Regions from separate parts of the Homo sapiens genome. Here region 1 is linked to region 2. A link is a loop called in an ENCODE intact Hi-C map of the cell type or tissue named here. Cell type or tissue: heart left ventricle. All regions are shown on one strand. Each heading gives the region's core, and the rest is flanking DNA. Links, peaks and the distances in the headings are about the cores only. Region 1 overlaps RYR1 (ryanodine receptor 1). Region 2 has its middle 9.6 kb from the start of DPF1.

Region 1 (6,635 bases), core at 1-5,000, 260 kb after region 2:
GTGTGACTCTCAGCAGGACATTCCCCACCCCCCCCTTTTTTTTTTTTTTTGTGAGACTGAGTCTCACTCTGTCACCCAGGCTGGAGTGCAATGGCGCAATCTCAGCTCACTGCAACCTCCGCCTCCCAGGTTCAAGCAATTCTCCTGTCTCAGCCTCCCAAGTAGCTGGGATTACAGGCACGCACCACCATACCAGGCTAATTTTTTATATTTAGTAGAGACAGGGTTTCACCATGTTGATCAGACTAGTCTCGAACTCCTAACCTCAGGTGATCCACCCGCCTCGGCCTCCCAAAGTGCTGGGATTAGAGACGTGAGCCACCACACCCAGCTGAGGTTTACCCTTTTTGAGCTTCAGTTTCCTCATCTGTAAAACCGGGGAGAGCCAAGCCTACTCTGAAGGGTTGTGCTGTGGCTTCAGTGAGCTCATGCGAATAATAATAATTATGGTAGCAGTATTGAGCACTCATTGTCAAATAAATCTCATTCACACAGTAAACATTTATTAAGCACCTACTTCGTGCCAGGCATTTCTAGGTGTTTTTGAGACAGGGCCTCACTCTGTTGCCCAGGCTAGAGTGCAGTGGCCCAATCACAGCTCACTGCAGCCTCAACTTCCTGGGCTCAAGCGATCCTCCTGCCTCAGTCTCCTGAGTAGCTGGGACTACAGACACACACCACCATACCCAGCTAATTTGTAAATTTTTTTGTAGAGGTAGGGTCTTGCTATGTTGCCCAGGCTGGTCTTGGACTCCTGGGCTCAAGTGATCCTCCTGCCTTGGCCTCCCAAAGGGCTGGAATTACAAGGCAAAAGCCACCATGCTGGGACAACATTTGACAAAGGGCAACATGGCAAAGATCTCTGCCCTAGAGGAGCCTGCCTTGGGTGCACGCCTCAGTCTCCTTATGAGGGAAACAGGGACCCTTCCTCCCACAGTGGCTGTAGGAATTTTTTTTTTTTATTTTTTGAGATGGAGTCTTGCTCTGTTGCCAAGCCTGGAGTGCGCAATGTCTGCTCACTGCAACCTCCGCATACCGGGTTCAAGCGATTCTCCCACCTCAGCCTCCTGCGTAGCTGGGATTACGGGTATGCGCCACCACGCCTGGCTAATTTTTGTATTTTTAGTAGAAATGGGGTTTCACCATGTTGGCCAGGCTGATCTCGATCTCCTGACCTCAAGTGATCCTCTAGCTTCGGCCTCCCAAAGTGCTGGGATTACACGCATGAGCCACCGCACCCGGCCAGCTGTAGGAATTGAGTGAGTTCAGATCTGTAAAGGCGGTGGTGCTAGGCACAGAGTGAGAGGGTCAAGAATGCCAACGCTGTCACAGTGGTGGCTATGGCCCTCTCCGGACCTGGGCCCCTGGTGACCCCGCACACTCTGCCCGTGCACAGGAACATCATGAACAACAAAGTCTTCTACCAACACCCGAACCTGATGAGGGCGCTGGGCATGCACGAGACGGTCATGGAGGTCATGGTCAACGTCCTCGGGGGCGGCGAGTCCAAGGTGAGGGCCCAGGCAGGTGCTGGGGAGCTCAGGGGAGGCAGCCACAGAGGGCAGGCCCTGACCACCCTGCCTGTCCCAGGAGATCCGCTTCCCCAAGATGGTGACAAGCTGCTGCCGCTTCCTCTGCTATTTCTGCCGAATCAGCCGGCAGAACCAGCGCTCCATGTTTGACCACCTGAGCTACCTGCTGGAGAACAGTGGCATCGGCCTGGGTGAGAACCCCCGAGCCCAGGGGCTGTCCCCCAGAACCCACTCCTGGCACCCCGTCCAGGCCTGCCCCACTTTCCACCAGCTCACTCATTCAACAAACACTCCCTCTCAACTGTGGTTCTGGCCCTGTAATGAGTAATGCTGGGGACACAATAGTGACCCCAATAGTGACAGCCCAGAGTGGTCAGAGCTTGGATGAGGGAAGTACAGACCAGAGGAGGCACCTGATCCAGGCTGGAAAAAGGGTGGTCAGGGAGGGCTTCCCAGAGGAGGCGAGACAAGCAGGAGTGAGATGTTCTCCCCACCTCTCGCCCCTGCAGGCATGCAGGGCTCCACGCCCCTGGACGTGGCTGCTGCCTCCGTCATTGACAACAATGAGCTGGCCTTGGCATTGCAGGAGCAGGACCTGGAAAAGGTGTGGAGGGCAGGGCTGGGCCCCAGGCCTAAGGGAGGAAATCGGGCCGCTACCCGGCTGCTTGGGACACCTGCTGATTCCAAACTCATTCTGGGGGGCAATTCTGGATGGTCCAGTGCCCAACCAGAAGGAGACTAATTTGCAGGGAGAGAACGGCACCCAGTTGTTCATTCATGGGATGCTTCCTGGCTGTGGGCCGGTCCGCACTCCACGCTTCCCGTCTGGGGGCAGGTCCACAGTCTACGCTTCCGGGATGGGGGCGGATCCGCACTCTAACTTCCAGGCTGGGGGCGGATCCGCAGTCTACACTTCCGGGCTGGGGGCGGATCCGCACGCTACGCTTCCGGGTTGGGGGCCGATCCACAGTCTAGGCTTCCAGCCAGGTGGCCTTGGCACATTTCTTCGCTCTCCGAGCTTCCACTTCTGTGTACAGTGGTGAAATGCGTGGGCTCCAGACTTCAGCAACTTTGCTTCTGCTCCCCTCGCTCCCTGGCTGTGTGGCCTTGGATAAGTGACTTAGACTCTCCAGACCCCTGTTGTCTCATCTGTACAATGAATGTAGTCATAGAAACGACTTCATGGAGTCATTCTGAGGATTAAATGAATTAATCCAGTAAAGTGTTTGTAAAGGGGCAGTCAGTAACGTTAGCTGCTGTTATATTATCATTCAACAAATATGTAGTGTTAGCTTACCATATGCAAAGCAGTAGCAATATGACAGTCAAAAATCCCTGTCTGGCCAGGCAAAGTGGCTTACATCTATAATCCCAGCACTTTGGGAGGCCGAGGCAGGAGGATCACTTAAGCTCAGGAGTTTAAGACCAGCCTGGACAATATAGGGACACCTTGTCTCTACAAAAAATACAAAAAGTAGGTGGGTGTAGTGGCACGTAACTGTAGTCCCAGCTACTCAGGAGGCTAAGGTGGGAGGATTTGATAGAGCCTGCGAGGCTGAGGCTGCAGTGAGCTATGGTCACACCACTGCACTTCACCTCAGGGACAGAGCGAGACCCCTTAAAAAAAAAAGTGGCCAGAGAAAGCCTCATTGAGAAAGTGACATTTGTGTAAAGCTCTGAAGGAAGGTGACAGGTCAGGTGGTCATCATGGGGAAGAGCATTCTAGGCAGCGGGAACAGCCAGTGCAAAGGCCCTGAGGCAGGAGCAAACCTCATAAGCTGGAGGAACAGCAGAAAGACAGCTGTGGCTGGAGCAGAGGTAGTGAGGGTGAGGGCAGGAGGTGACAGGTGGGTCATGTGGCATCTCATCGGTCACAACAAGGGCTCTGGCTTTTACCCTGAGTGAGAGGAGGCCAGGATTCTGAGCAGAGGAGGGACGTGACCTGACTCAGGTGTTCACAGGGTCCCTCTGGCTGTGTGTGGGGAACAGATTGAGGGGAAGGCAGAAGGACAGAAGGACAGGGAGGAGGCTCGTGTTGTGGTCCAGGTGGGAGACAAGGGTGGACAGAACCGCTACAGGAAAGGGGTCTGGATCCAGGCCCAAAGAGAAGGTTCTTGGATCTCATGTAAGAAAGAATTCAGGGCAACTCCATAGAGTAAAGTGAAAGCAAGTTTATTAGGAAAGTAAAGGAATAAAAGAATGGCTAATCCATAGACAGAGCAGCCCCAAGGGCTGCTGGTTGCCCATTTTTATGTTATTTCTTGATGATATGCTGTTTAGCATAACAAGGGGTGGATTATTCATGCCTCCCCTTTCTAAACCATGTAGGGTAACTTTCTGATATTGCCATGACATTTGTAAACTGTCGTGGCGCTGGTGGGAGTGCAGCAGTGAGGATGACCAGAGGTCACTCTCGTTGCCATCTTGGTTTTGGTGGGTTTTGGCCGGCTTCTTTACTGCAGCCTATTTTATCAGCAAGGACTTTATGACCTGTATCTTGTGCCAACCTTCTATCTTGTTCTGTGACTTAGAATGCCTTAACCATCTGGGAATGCAGCCCAGTAGGTCTCAAGCTCCTGTTCAAGATGGAGTTGCTGTAGTTTACAGGCCTCTGACAGGACCAGGGCTAATGGGCCGAGGGATCAGAGCTGAACCGGACTGAGGAGCCGCAGGGCAGGGCAGGGCAGGGCAGAGGGCTGAGCCCCAGGAGGAAGGTGGCATGGGTCTGGTCTCTGACTGAGCCCCTTCTGCCCCCAGGTTGTGTCCTACCTGGCAGGCTGTGGCCTCCAGAGCTGCCCCATGCTTGTGGCCAAAGGGTACCCAGACATTGGCTGGAACCCCTGTGGTGGAGAGCGCTACCTGGACTTCCTGCGCTTTGCTGTCTTCGTCAACGGTGAGGAGGGGGTGGCAGTGGCAGAGCGGGAAGTATGGAGTCACTGGTCACACACCTCCCTCGAGATGACTGCTCGCACCCTGAGCCACAGATGGGGTCCAGGCAGGAATCCCTTCCAGCAGGCCTGGGGCTGGCAGGGGCCTGTGTTACCCCTGGAGGTGTTGGGTCCTGTGGCTGGCAGTGTTGGATCCTGGGGCTGGCGGGAGCCTGGTGTTACCCCTAGAGGTGTTGGGTCCTGGGGCTGGCAGGGGCCTGGTGTTACCTCTGGAGGTGTTGGGTCCTGGAGCTGGATGGGACCTGTGTTACCCCTGGAGGTGTTGGGTCCTGGGGCTGCATGGGGAGGTCTCTGATGGTGGCTCATGAGACCCCCTTTCCCCATGCGGGTGGCCAGGCGAGAGCGTGGAGGAGAACGCCAATGTGGTGGTGCGGCTGCTCATCCGGAAGCCTGAGTGCTTCGGACCCGCCCTGCGGGGTGAGGGTGGCTCAGGGCTGCTGGCTGCCATCGAAGAGGCCATCCGCATCTCCGAGGACCCTGCGAGGGATGGCCCAGGCATCCGCAGGGACCGGCGGCGCGAGCAGTGAGTCTCCCGGCCCCCTCCTCAATAGGGCAACCCGCCCTCCCTGGCCCCTGGCTGCCTCCCCAACCCACCCACCTTCCCTGCAGCTTTGGTGAGGAACCGCCTGAAGAAAACCGGGTGCACCTGGGACACGCCATCATGTCCTTCTATGCCGCCTTGATCGACCTGCTCGGACGCTGTGCACCAGAGATGCATGTGAGACCCTGAGCCAGGGCAGGATGGGAAGGGAGGGCAGGCACAGCCGCTTTGAACGCCTCATGCAGGCACTCGGTGACACGGAGTGAGCTCCCATATGTGGGTGGTCCTGGACTAGCAATGTTGGGGACACAACAGTGACCAAGACAGCCCCAGGGCCTGGTCTCACAGAGCTCCCAGTCCAATGGGGGAGACGGACAGTGACACCCAGAGTGGTCAGGGCTGGGATGGGGGAGCACAGGAAGAGGGGTCGGGGCTGGGATTGCAGGGCACACGGAGAGGACTCAGGATGGGGATGGGGAACACAGGGAGAGGGGTCAGGATGGGGATGGGGTCACAGGGATAGGGGTCGGGGCCAGGATGAGGGGTCGCAGGGAGAGGGGTCAGGATGAGGTTGGGGGGAACAAGGAGAGAGGTCGGGACTGGGGTGGGGGGGCACAGGCAGAGGAACGAGGGCTGGAAACTCTAGACAGCCTCCTGAGAAAGAGGCCTGCTCTACCCTCCTGTGTGGTAAGGGAGGGAGCAGAGCAGTCACTGAGTGGGGCACCAGCGCCTGATGAGTGCCCCTCTCCCTCCCTCTACTCCCCAGCTAATCCAAGCCGGCAAGGGTGAGGCCCTGCGGATCCGCGCCATCCTCCGCTCCCTTGTGCCCTTGGAGGACCTTGTGGGCATCATCAGCCTCCCACTGCAGATTCCCACCCTGGGCAAAGGTGCAGAGGGGATGGAACTTGGCGAAGGAGTGATGCTGGGGAGGGAGCGGCTGGGTCCGCAGGGCATCCCCGAACCCACCCTCCCTGCCTGCAGATGGGGCTCTGGTGCAGCCAAAGATGTCAGCATCCTTCGTGCCGGACCACAAGGCGTCCATGGTGCTCTTCCTGGACCGTGTGTATGGCATCGAGAACCAGGACTTCTTGCTGCACGTGCTGGACGTGGGGTTCCTGCCCGACATGAGGGCAGCCGCCTCGCTGGACACGGTGAGCAACCCTGCCCAGCCTGGCCACCCTCCCCACTTCCACAGAGGGACAGGAGATGGGTCACGGTAGAGCAGCAGCAGCTGCTTTTGTTTTTCTTGGGATTGTGGACATATCATAATCCCCAATACCATCATCAAGATAGAAAATGAAAACGAAGAAACACTGAATTCCGATGAAGGGTGAGTAGGAATCTCCAAGACCTCCAGTTATAAGAAATCATCATTTGAGGTCAGGCGTGGTGACTCGCGCCTGTAATCCCAGCACTTTGGGGAGCCGAGGCGAGCGGATCACAAGGTCAGGAGTTCGAGACCAGCCTGACCAACATGGTGAAACCGCATCTCTACTAAAAGTACAAAAATTAGCCAGACGTGGTGGCGCACACTTGTAATCCCAGCTACTCAGGAGGCTGAGGCAGGAGAATCACTTGAACCGGGGAGGCGGAGGTTGCAGTGAGCCGAGATCG
Region 2 (10,081 bases), core at 3,065-8,064:
CTTCCGGATTCCCAGCCACCGGGCCCGGGAAGAGGCGAACGCTCGGAGGACCGCGGCCAGGGAGAAAGGGAGGGAATCCCCGGAGACCGAGGGCGCTCCCGGCACCCCCTCCTGGGCAGCCGGTCCCCAAAGGGATCAGAGATGCTCCCGTTTGATGTGTATGCGCGGGGAGAGGGAGGGATGCCGCGGTCCAGACTGACGGCGGGTTCGGGGCTTCCAGTTCCCGGGATCCCGGGAGGAAAAAGGGGAGGCAGCGGGGATGGAACTGGGGACCCCCGACGTCTCAGCTCCCACCCTGCGGCCGCGAGGGCCGGGGTCCTCAGAGAAAGAAGGGGAAAGAGAGAAAGGCGCTTTGATGAGCGGAGAGCGGGTGATGGAAACCCTGGAGACCGAGGTCCGGACTTAGGTGTTCGAGCTTTCAGCCCCGGCCGGGGCAGGCCCGGCACCTCCGGAGACCCTGAGGGAGAGATGGAGGAGAGGGAAACCCCTACCCCCACTCTGGGTGGGGAAACGGCCTCCGCCACCCCCAGCCCGCGCCGCATTCCTTCACTGACAGCGACAAAGAAGAGGCGCCCCCGCGACCCTGGAGGGGCTCCCGCCCCCAACCCCAGGGGGCGACAGGGGGTGGGGACCCCCGGGGCAAGGGTTCGCGCTGGGGGCCCCCATTCAACTACGGTCCGCGCGCTGCGTCCCCCTCCTCAGCCCCAGGGCGGGCGGGGGAAGGGCTCCTGGTGGGGGGGTCTGGACAGGGGGCGGGGACGGCAGGGACACTCACGACTTGAGCGGGTTCTGAATGGCGGTGGCCATGGCCCGCTCGGCTGGGCCGCCTCCGGCCCGGGGCGCCGCTGCCGCCGCGCGCGGGCCCAGCCCGGCCTGCGCCGCCCGCTCTGCCGCCCAGCGCGCTACGATTTCATTCATTCTTGGGGCTGCGGCGCGAGCGGAGCGGGGCGGGCCGGGGGCGGGGCTCAGCCAATCCCCGCGCCTCCCAGCGCACGACGGGACGTGGAGTCTAGGGGCGCGCGGCGGCGCCCGAGGGCGCCCCTGCCCGGACTACACGTCCCAGGGGGCGTCAGGAGGACCGCGCTCCCATTGGCTGCTGGGGATACAGGGAGGGGCGGGGCTCCCCCCAGAGCATCTTTCCTCCCTCCCTGGGAGTGCTCGGTCTCCAACTCGGGATCTCCACCCTCCAGGCACCGCGGGCGCGGAAGCAGGTGGTCCCTAGCTTCTAGATGTCCCCAGGGTATGTGGATGACCCTAGGGTCTGTCGTGTATTCTTGTCTAGGCCTATTTGGGTGTCTCTTCTATGTCGGACAGCCTGTGAACAAGCACAGGGGTTAATCAGTGCCTTTGTTCATTTACTGAGTGCCTGCTGTGTTCCAGGAACTCTTCTAGGCACTGGGGATACAGCAATGACCAAAACAAAGTTGCCGCTCTCAAGGAGCTGACATTCTAGTGGAGAAAGACAGATAATAAGAAAATAAATAGATAAAATCATTTCAGACAGTGAAAGGTGCTATAAAGAAAAGAAAATGGGGCCAGTCGTGGTTGCTCATCACTTTGGGAGGCCTGTAATCCCATCACTTTGGGAGGCCAAGGCAGGTGGATCATCTGAGCTTAGGAGTTCAAGACCAATATGGGCAACATGGCGAAACCCCGTCTCTACCCAAAATACAAAAAATTAGCTGGGTGTGGTGGTGCATGCCTGTAGTCCCAGCTACTCAGGAAGCTGAGGTGGGAGGATCACTTGAGCCTGGGAGGCAGAGATTGCAGTGAGCCGAGATTGTACCACTGCATTCCAGCCTGGGTGACAGAGCGAGACCCTGTCTCAAAAAAAAAAAAAAAAAAAAGAGAGAGAGAGAGAGAGAAAGAAAGAAAAAGAAAAAGAGAAGAGTCCAGGCACACACCTATAATCCCAGCACTTTGGGAGCCTGAGGCAGGAGGATTGCTTGAGCCCCATAGCACAAGACCAGCCTGGGCAACATAGTGAGATCCCATCTCTGCAAAAAGTTTAAAAATTATCTGGGTGTGGTGATGCATGTCTGGAGTCTCAGCTACTCAGGAGGCTGAGGCAAGAAGATCACTTGAGCCTGAAAGTTGGAGGCAGTAGTGAGCTCCAGCCTGGACAACAGAGAGAGTCTCCGTCAAAAGCAAGAAAGCAAGCAAGCAAGCAAGAGAAAGAAAGAAAAAGAAAGAAAAGAAGAAAATAAAATAGATTCAGCAGAACACAGATTCCAGAAAGAAAAAAGAAGCAAATAAAAGATAATTTTAAAAAAAGAAAACAGATTGATTTGAAGGAGTGAAGAAGTGGCTTCTCTGAAGAGATGACATTTGAGCTAAGGTCTAGAAGTTGCCAGCATGCACTAAGAAGCATGTCTAGGCACAGGATCACCAAGTGCAAATGCCCTGGGCTGGGAACAAGTGTGGCATGTTCAAAGATCAGGAAGCAATTGAGTGTGACTGGAGCAGAGTGAGCAGGGGGAGACAGCCTGGGGAGAGAGCAAGGACCCGGCTCATGTAGTACCTTGTAGGTCATTATAAAGAAAATGGATTTTGTTCTAAGTGCAATCAATCATCCTGAACTCTCCTTCTCCTCTTCTTTTTCGCACACACACTCCAAGCCCATCGGCAAATTCTGTTGTCTCTACATTCAAAACATATCCAGATTCCACCCACTCTCTGCACTTCATGGCCTGCACCCCAGTCCTGTCCATCATTGTCTGCTGCCTGGACTATGGTAGCAGCTTCATCACTGGGCTCCTGCCCCTCAAGTCTGCTCTCCCCACACAGCCAGAGCAGGCTATCTGAAGCATATCTCTGTGCTGAGCACAGTGGCTCATGCCTGTAATCCCAACACTTTGGGAGGCCAAGGTGGGTGGATCACTTGAGGTCAGGAGTTTGAGACCAGCCTGGCCAACATGGTGAAACCCCATCTCTACTAAAAATACAAAAATTAGCCAGCTGTGGTGGTGCATGCCTGTAATCCCAGCTACTCGGAAGGCTGAGGCAGGAGAATCGCTTGAACCTGAGAGACAGAGGTTGCAGCGAGCCAAGATCGCACTGCTGCACTCCAGCCTGGGCAAAAGAGAGATTCCATCTCAACTAATAATAATAATGATTAATTAATTAAGCATATATCTGCATCCAACCACTCTCTGGCTCAAACCTCCAGCGGCTTCTTTCATAATTTGAATAAAATGCAAAGCCCTCGCTACGCCCTCCTCCATCCCTCCTCAACCCTCATCACATTTCTGGCCTCTTTCACCTCCTTCCTTCCCTTGGCTAACTTCACTCCAGCCCCACTAGCTTCCTCCCTATTTCTGGAACATTCCAATCCCACTCCAGCCACAGGACCTTTGCACCTCTGCCTAGAGTGCTCCTCCCACAGACACCTGCCTCACTCCATCCCGCACTTCATTCAGGTCTCCGGTTAAATGCCACCTCCTCAGACACAACCCTAGCTAAAATTGCAGCCCCTAGCCTCCTGCCTCAGCCTCCCAAAGTGCTGGGGTTACAGGCGCGAGCCACAACACCCAGCCAAAATTATGAATAAATAAATGTATTGGCCAGGTGCAGTTTGCTCATGTTTGTAATCCTAGCACTTTGGGAGCCCGAGGCGGGTGGATCACCTGAAGTTAAGAGTTAGGGACCAACTGGCCAACACAGTGAAACCCCAGCTCTACTAAAAATACAAAAATAAGCCAGGTGTGGTGGCACGTGCCTGTAATCCCAGCCACTCAAGAGGCTGAGGCAAGAGAATCACTTGAACCCAGGGGGCGGAGGTTGCAGTGAGTCGAGATTGTGCCACTTCACTCCAGCCTGGGCAAAAGAGCAAAAAACTCCATCTCAAAATAAAATAATAAAATAAAATAAATGTATCAATTAGTCATGCTCCATGCCTCTCCCCAGTGTCCAAAAGCATGCACCCAGCATGAAGAGAATCAGGTGGGATCCAGGCTCTGCCCTACCCCATATGGACACTTGGACAACCTGAAGTGAGGGGCAAATTTGGGGCCTTTTTTAAGGAAAAGTGCCCAGCACAGCATCTGGACCTAAGGCTTCAAGGCAGAGAGAAGGGATACATTAAAAGGCACACTTGGCCGGGCGCGGTGCCTCATGCCTATAATCCCAACACTTTGGGAGGCCGAGGAGGGTGGATCACCTGAGGTCAGGAGTTTGAGACCAGCCTGGCCAACATGGTGTAACCCTGTCTCTACTAAAAATACAAAAATTAGCCGGGCGTGGTGGCGGGCGCCTGTAGTCCCAGCTATTAGGGAGGCTGAGGCAGGAGAATCACTTGAACTCAGGAAGTGGAGGCTGCAGTGAGCTGAGATGGCACCACTGCACTCTAGTCTGAGCAACAGAGTGAGACTCCATCCCAAAATAAATAAATAAATAAATGTCACATCCACTCATTTCTAGAGAACGATGATGGTCTCCATCCCTCTGTGGATGTGCTGGGGACACAGCAGCAAATAAGATGGCCCCAGACTTTGCCTTAAGCTTGGAGTCCAGAAGAGTAACAGACTCATCACCAGACAGTGATGTCCAGAGGGGTCCAGGTGGGGTTAGGGGACACAGGCAGAGGGGTCGGGGCTGGGACAAGGGGGACACAGGCAGAGGGGTCTGGGCCAGGATTGGGGAGCACAGGCAGAGGGGTTGGGTTTGGGACAAGGGGGACTCAGGCAGAGGGGCCCAGGTGGGATGGGGAGCACAGACAGAGGGGTCCAGGTGGGATGGGGAGCACAGGCGGAGGGGTCGGAGCTGGGACAAGGGGGACACAGGCAGAGGGGTCCGGGCCGGGATTGGGGGGCACAGGCAGAGGGGTCGGGGCTGGGACAAGGAGGACACAGGCAGAGGGGTCCGGGCAGGGATTGGGGGGCACAGGCAGAGGGGTCGGGGCTGGAGCGGGGGAGACACAGGGCACTGTGGGAGCCCAGAGGCGGCTGTCTCCTGGCCTAGCCTGACAGTCAGGGATGCCTTCCTGGAGGAGAGGACACCCGGCCTGCATGTGAATCCTTTTGAGTCCTGACCCCCTGATCTACCCAGACACAGGGCAAGGTTCCTGCTCTGACCTCTTGGGGCCTTAATGCCTGATCTTCTTAATGCCCATCACTCAAGCTTTGAGGAACAAACCCTAAAAGTCTCAACCTGTGGTCACTTCTCCTAACCCTGGAACCCAAGGGTTTGCCCACCAGAGGGCGCTGTGGCCCCAGTCTTTGTCCAGCAGAGGCTGCTTCGGAAGCCTCAGATCCGGGAGACATCCTGCAGGCCATGGGGCTGCCCGCAGAGACACTGGGCCCCCAACCCTGAGCCTCAGACCCTGCCCAGGACCTGGTCACCAGGGTATCTCCCTCTCCTTCTCTCTCTCACACACACACGCCTCTAATCCAAGGTTCCGGTGGACCTGGAATCACAGAAAACTCTGCCCCATACCCACTGGGTCCAGCTTTGGCCTCTGAAGGAAATGCAACTGCTAACAGCCACTTCTCCCCTCTCCTGCCCGCTACAATTCAGAGGAAGCCTTCCCTAAGTGGCCCTTGGGATGTTCAGATGTACCTTTCAGAAGTTTCCTGCCCAGGCCCAGTGCGGTGGCTCACGCCTGTAACCCCAGCACTTTGGGAGGCGGAGGCAGGCGGATCACCTGAGGTCAGGAGTTCAAGACCAGCCTGGCCAACATGGTGAAACCCTGTCTCTACTAAAAGTACAAAAAATAACTGGCTGAGCATGGTGGCAGGTGCCTGTAATCCCAGCTACTCAGGAGGTTGAGGTAGGATAATAGCTTGAACCCAGGAGGCAGACACTGCAGTGGGCTGAGATCATGCCACCTGCACTCCAGCCTGGGCAACAAGAGTGAGACCCTGTATCAAAAAAAAAAAAAAAAAAAAAGTTTCCTGCCCAGATGGGGATGCTGAGGCGCAGAAGAGGTGGGGCTGGGGGGCCATGCAGTATCAGGGCAGCAACAGTAATAATCGTAACAGCAAATAAAGACTCATTGGTTCAGCTCCTCCTGAGTCAGGACCTGTACTGAGCTTTAACAAGCTACACACATCACTGAATCATACAGACCACACTTGGGAAGCAGGCACCCAAATGTCAGCAATGAGCTGAGACGGGAAGCCCTCAACCTTCATGGCAGGGAGAAGTAGGATTCGAACCCAGATCTGGTTGGGTGTGGTGGCTCAAGCCTGTAATCCCAGCATCCCAGCACTTTGGGAGGCCAAGGTGGGAGGATTTTTTTTTTTTTTTTTTTTTTTTTTTTTTGCTTGATTTTGAAACAGAGTCTCACTCCGTCGCCCAGGCTGGAGTTCAGGGGCGCCATCTCAGCTCACTTCAACCTCCTCCTCCTTGGTTCAAGTGATTCTCCTGCCTCAGCCTCCCAAGTAGCTGGGACTACAGGCATGCGTCACCACATCTGACTAATTTTTGTATTTTTAGTAGAGATGGGGTCTCACCATGTTGGGCAAGCTGATCTCGAACTCCTGACCTCAAATGATCCACCCACCTCGGCCTGCCAAAGGGCTGGGATTACAGGCATGAGCCACCGTGCCTGGCCAGGAGGATTGTTTGAGCCCAGGAGTTTGAGACCAGACAAGGCAACATAGTGAGACCCCATCTCTACAAAAGATTAAAAATAAATTAGCCAAGTGTGGTGAGGGGCACTTATACTCCCAGCTATTCAGGAGGCTGAGGCAGGAGGATCACTGGAGCCCAGCCTGGGCTTCTGAAGGAGACATGACTGCTAAGGTCGAGGCAGTAGTGAGCTATGATTGTGCCACTGCACTCCAGCCTGGGGTGCTGAGGGAGACTTGACACAGACAGGAGAGTGAGACTCTGGCTCAAAAAAAAAATAAGAAAGAAAGATATATCAGGCTGGGAGCGGTGGCTCAGGCTGGGCACAGTGGCTCAAGCCTGAAATCCCAGCACTTTGGGAGGCCGAGGCAGGCGGACCACAAGGTCAAAAGATTGAGACCATCCTGGCCAACATGGTGAAACCCCGTGTCTACTAAAAATACAAAAATTAGCTGGGCGTGGTGGCACGCACCTATAGTCCCAGCTACTCGGGAGGCTGAGGCAGGAGAATCGCTTGAACCCAGGAGGCAGAGGTTGCAGTGAGCCGACATTGCGCCAAGGCACTCCAGCCTGGCGACAAAGCGAGACTCCGTCTCAAAAAAAAAAAAAAAAAAAAAGGGAAGGGAAGGGGAGGGGAGGGAAGGGAAGGGAAGGGAAGGGAAGGTCTCTCTGATTATTGGTGGGGATGCAGACTGTGGAGGCAAAGGGGAGAGCAGAGACCAGGGAAGTGGTGCCAAGATGGGTCAGAGGGGAGGGGGAGCAACAGTGTGGGTATGAGAAAGGGATGGGAAGTAAGAGAATGTGGCTGTTATATGACCACCAAAGTGGTGGCCTAAAACAACAGAAATGGGCGGGCAAGGGTCATGCCTGGAATCCCAGCACTTTGGGAGGCCGAGGAGGGCAGATCACTTGAGGTCAGGAGATCAAGACCAGCCTGGCCAACATGGTGAAACCCCGTCTCTACTAAAAATACAAAAATTATCTGGGTGTGGTAATGCATGTCTGCAGTCTCAGCTACTCAGGAGGCTGAGGCAAGAAGATCACTTGAGCCTGAAAGTTGGAAGCAGTAGTGAGCTATGATCACACCACTGCACTGCAGCCTGGACAACAGAGAGAGTCTCTCTCTAAAAAAAAAAAAAAAAAGAAAGAAAAGAAAAAGAAGAAATAGGTTCAGCAGAACACAGATTCTAGAAAGAAAAAAGAAGCAAATAAAAAATAATTTTAAAAAATAAAACAGATTGATTTGAAGGAGTGAAGAAGTGTGGTGGCGGATGCCTGTAATCCCAGCTACTCGGGAGGCTGAGGCAGGAGAACTGCTTGATGAACCCAGGAGGCGGAGGTTGCAGTGAGTCGTGATGGAGCCATTGCAATACTTTGTCTCAAAAAAAACAAAAACAAAAACAAAAACAAAACAAAACAAAGCAAAATAAACAGAAATGTATTCTCTCACAGCGTAGAGGCCAGAAGTCCAAAGTCAGTGTCACTGGGCTGAAAGCAAGGTGTGGGCAGGGCTGTGTTCCTTTGGGAGGCTCTGGGGGAAAATCTGTTCCTCTCCAATTCCAGCTTATGGGGGCTGCTGGCAGTCCTGGGCTTGGCCACATCACGCCAGTCTTCAAGGCCAGCATCTCCACATCTCTGCTCTGCCTACACAGCACCTTCTGTCTATGTCAAGTCTCCCTCTGCCTCCCTCTTAAAGGGCACATGTGATCATTTTTGGAACCCACCTAGATAATTCAGGAGAATCTACCTCCCCTCAGGTCCCCCTTCTTTTTTTGAGACAAAGTCTCACTCTGTCACCCAGGCTGGAGTGCTGTGGCACCATCATAGTTCACTACAGGCTTGACCTCCTGGGCTCAAGCAATCCTCCCACCTCAGTCTCCCAAATAGCTGGGACCACAGGTGCACACCACCATGCCCAGCTTTTTTTTTTTTTTTTTTTTTTTTTTTGAGATGGAATCCCACTCTCGCCAGGATGGAGTGCAGTGGCTCCATCTCGGCTTACTGCAACCTCCACCTCCCAGGTCCAAGCGATTCTCCTGCCTCAGCCTCCCGAGTAGCTGGGATTACAGGCACATGCCACCATGCCCAGCTAATTTTTGTATTTTTAGTAGACACAGGGTTTCACCATGTTGGCCAGGATGGTCTCATTCTCTTGACCTCGTGATCCGCCCACCTCAGCTTCCCAAAGTGCTGGGATTAGAGGCGTGAGCCACCAAACCCAGCTTTTTTTTTTTTTTTTTTTTTTTTTGGAGAGAGAGTGTCTCATTTTGTTGCCCGGGCTGGTTCAAACTCCTGGGCTCAAGTGATCCTCCCACCTCAGCCTCCCAACACCCTGCGATTACAGGCATGAGCTACCGCACCCAGCCAGATCCCCATGTTAAGATGCTTAACTCAATCTCATCTGCAAAGACTCTTTTTCCTTCTACGGAACTAGGATCTCTTTGGGGAGGCATGATTCTGCCTCCCTCAGCAGAGTGGACAGAATCTGAGGGTGGATAATTTACAAATCTGACTGTGGAGTGTCAAGAATGAGGATGATGCCAGGGTCTGTAACCAGAGCAATCAGAGGCCCCTGAGACGGGGCCGCATGAGAAAGGGGCAGGTTAGGGAGAGGCCAGGAGATCCAGAGGTGTTGGGTCTGAGATGCGCATCAGACATCCAAGTGTTGTTGCTGGGTGAGTCTGAAGGTCAGAGAAGAGGTCAGGCTGGAGAGAATTTTGGAAGACCATTGATGGTACCTAAAGTCATCTTCTCCATGCAGGCATTCTCCCCAGGGGAGCTCACTCAGCCTTCTCACTTTAGGTAACATCAACAGTCTTCCAAAAGTTGGAGACCCCGGCTGGCCAGCATTGACAGGAGAGAGAGTGAGGAGGAACCAGGTGAGAACGAGGCCGGAGACAGAGGAGGCAGGAGGTGAGAGGAGGCCAGAGACAGCGGCCCTGTAAAGAAAACATTCAGGCTGTTGGCCGGGCGCGGTGGCTCACGCCTGTAATCCCAGCACTTGGGGAGGCCAAGCGGGTGGATCACAAGGTCAGGAGTTCGAGACTAGCCTGGCCAATATGGTGAAACCCTGTCTCTACTAAAAATACAAAAAATTAGCCGGGCCTGGTGGCGGGCGCCTGTAGTCCCAGCTACTCCAGAGGCTGAGGCAGGAGAATGGCGTGAACCTGGGAGGCGGAGCTTGTAGTGAGCCGAGATGGCGTCACTGCACTCCAGCCTGGGCGACAGAGCGAGACTCTGTCTCAAAAAAAAAAAAAAAGAGAGAAAACATTCAGGCCGGCATGGTGGCTCAAGCCTGTAAGCCCAGCACTGGGAGGCTGAGGTGGAAGGATCTCTTGAGCCAAGGAGTTTTCAAGATCAGCCTGAGCAATATATTGAGACCCTCATCTCTACAACAAATAAGAAAATTAGCAGGGCATGGTGGTGCACGCCTGCAGCCCCAGCTACCGGGGAGGCTGAGGAGGGAGGATCACCTGAGCCTGGGAGGTCAAGGCTGCAGTGAGCCATGATC

The links. Hi-C counts contacts between places; a loop is a spot of excess contacts. Peaks named below come from ENCODE experiments on the same cell type or tissue, not always from the same donor. Only the 100,000 strongest peaks of a DNase experiment are listed, where the experiment ranks them.
Region 1: a loop joins it to region 2, with 5 times the contacts of the local background. A loop is called at or near these places in 1 of 110 quality-filtered maps.

Annotation. Positions count from the first base shown.
Region 1 is chr19:38,494,819-38,501,453 of GRCh38, forward strand. RYR1 (ryanodine receptor 1) reads left to right here. Exons shown (of 106, transcript NM_000540.3): 40 at 1,397-1,511; 41 at 1,591-1,723; 42 at 2,042-2,136; 43 at 4,290-4,425; 44 at 4,817-5,003; 45 at 5,090-5,198; 46 at 5,788-5,908; 47 at 6,003-6,172. Among named protein-coding and RNA genes, the nearest start is that of RYR1, 64 kb to the left of the region's middle. RefSeq lists an enhancer at 1,017-1,908. In heart left ventricle, for the core only: no CTCF peak of the experiment used is centred there; a DNase peak (open chromatin) is centred at 2,450.
Region 2 is chr19:38,228,784-38,238,864 of GRCh38, forward strand. It overlaps a transcript of DPF1 not described here. Among named protein-coding and RNA genes, the nearest start is that of DPF1, 9.6 kb to the left of the region's middle. RefSeq lists a silencer at 817-1,196 and enhancers at 5,434-5,483, 9,722-10,081. In heart left ventricle, for the core only: CTCF peaks have their summits at 5,181 (motif pointing right) and 5,388; a DNase peak (open chromatin) is centred at 5,218; H3K27me3 peaks cover 1,037 bases.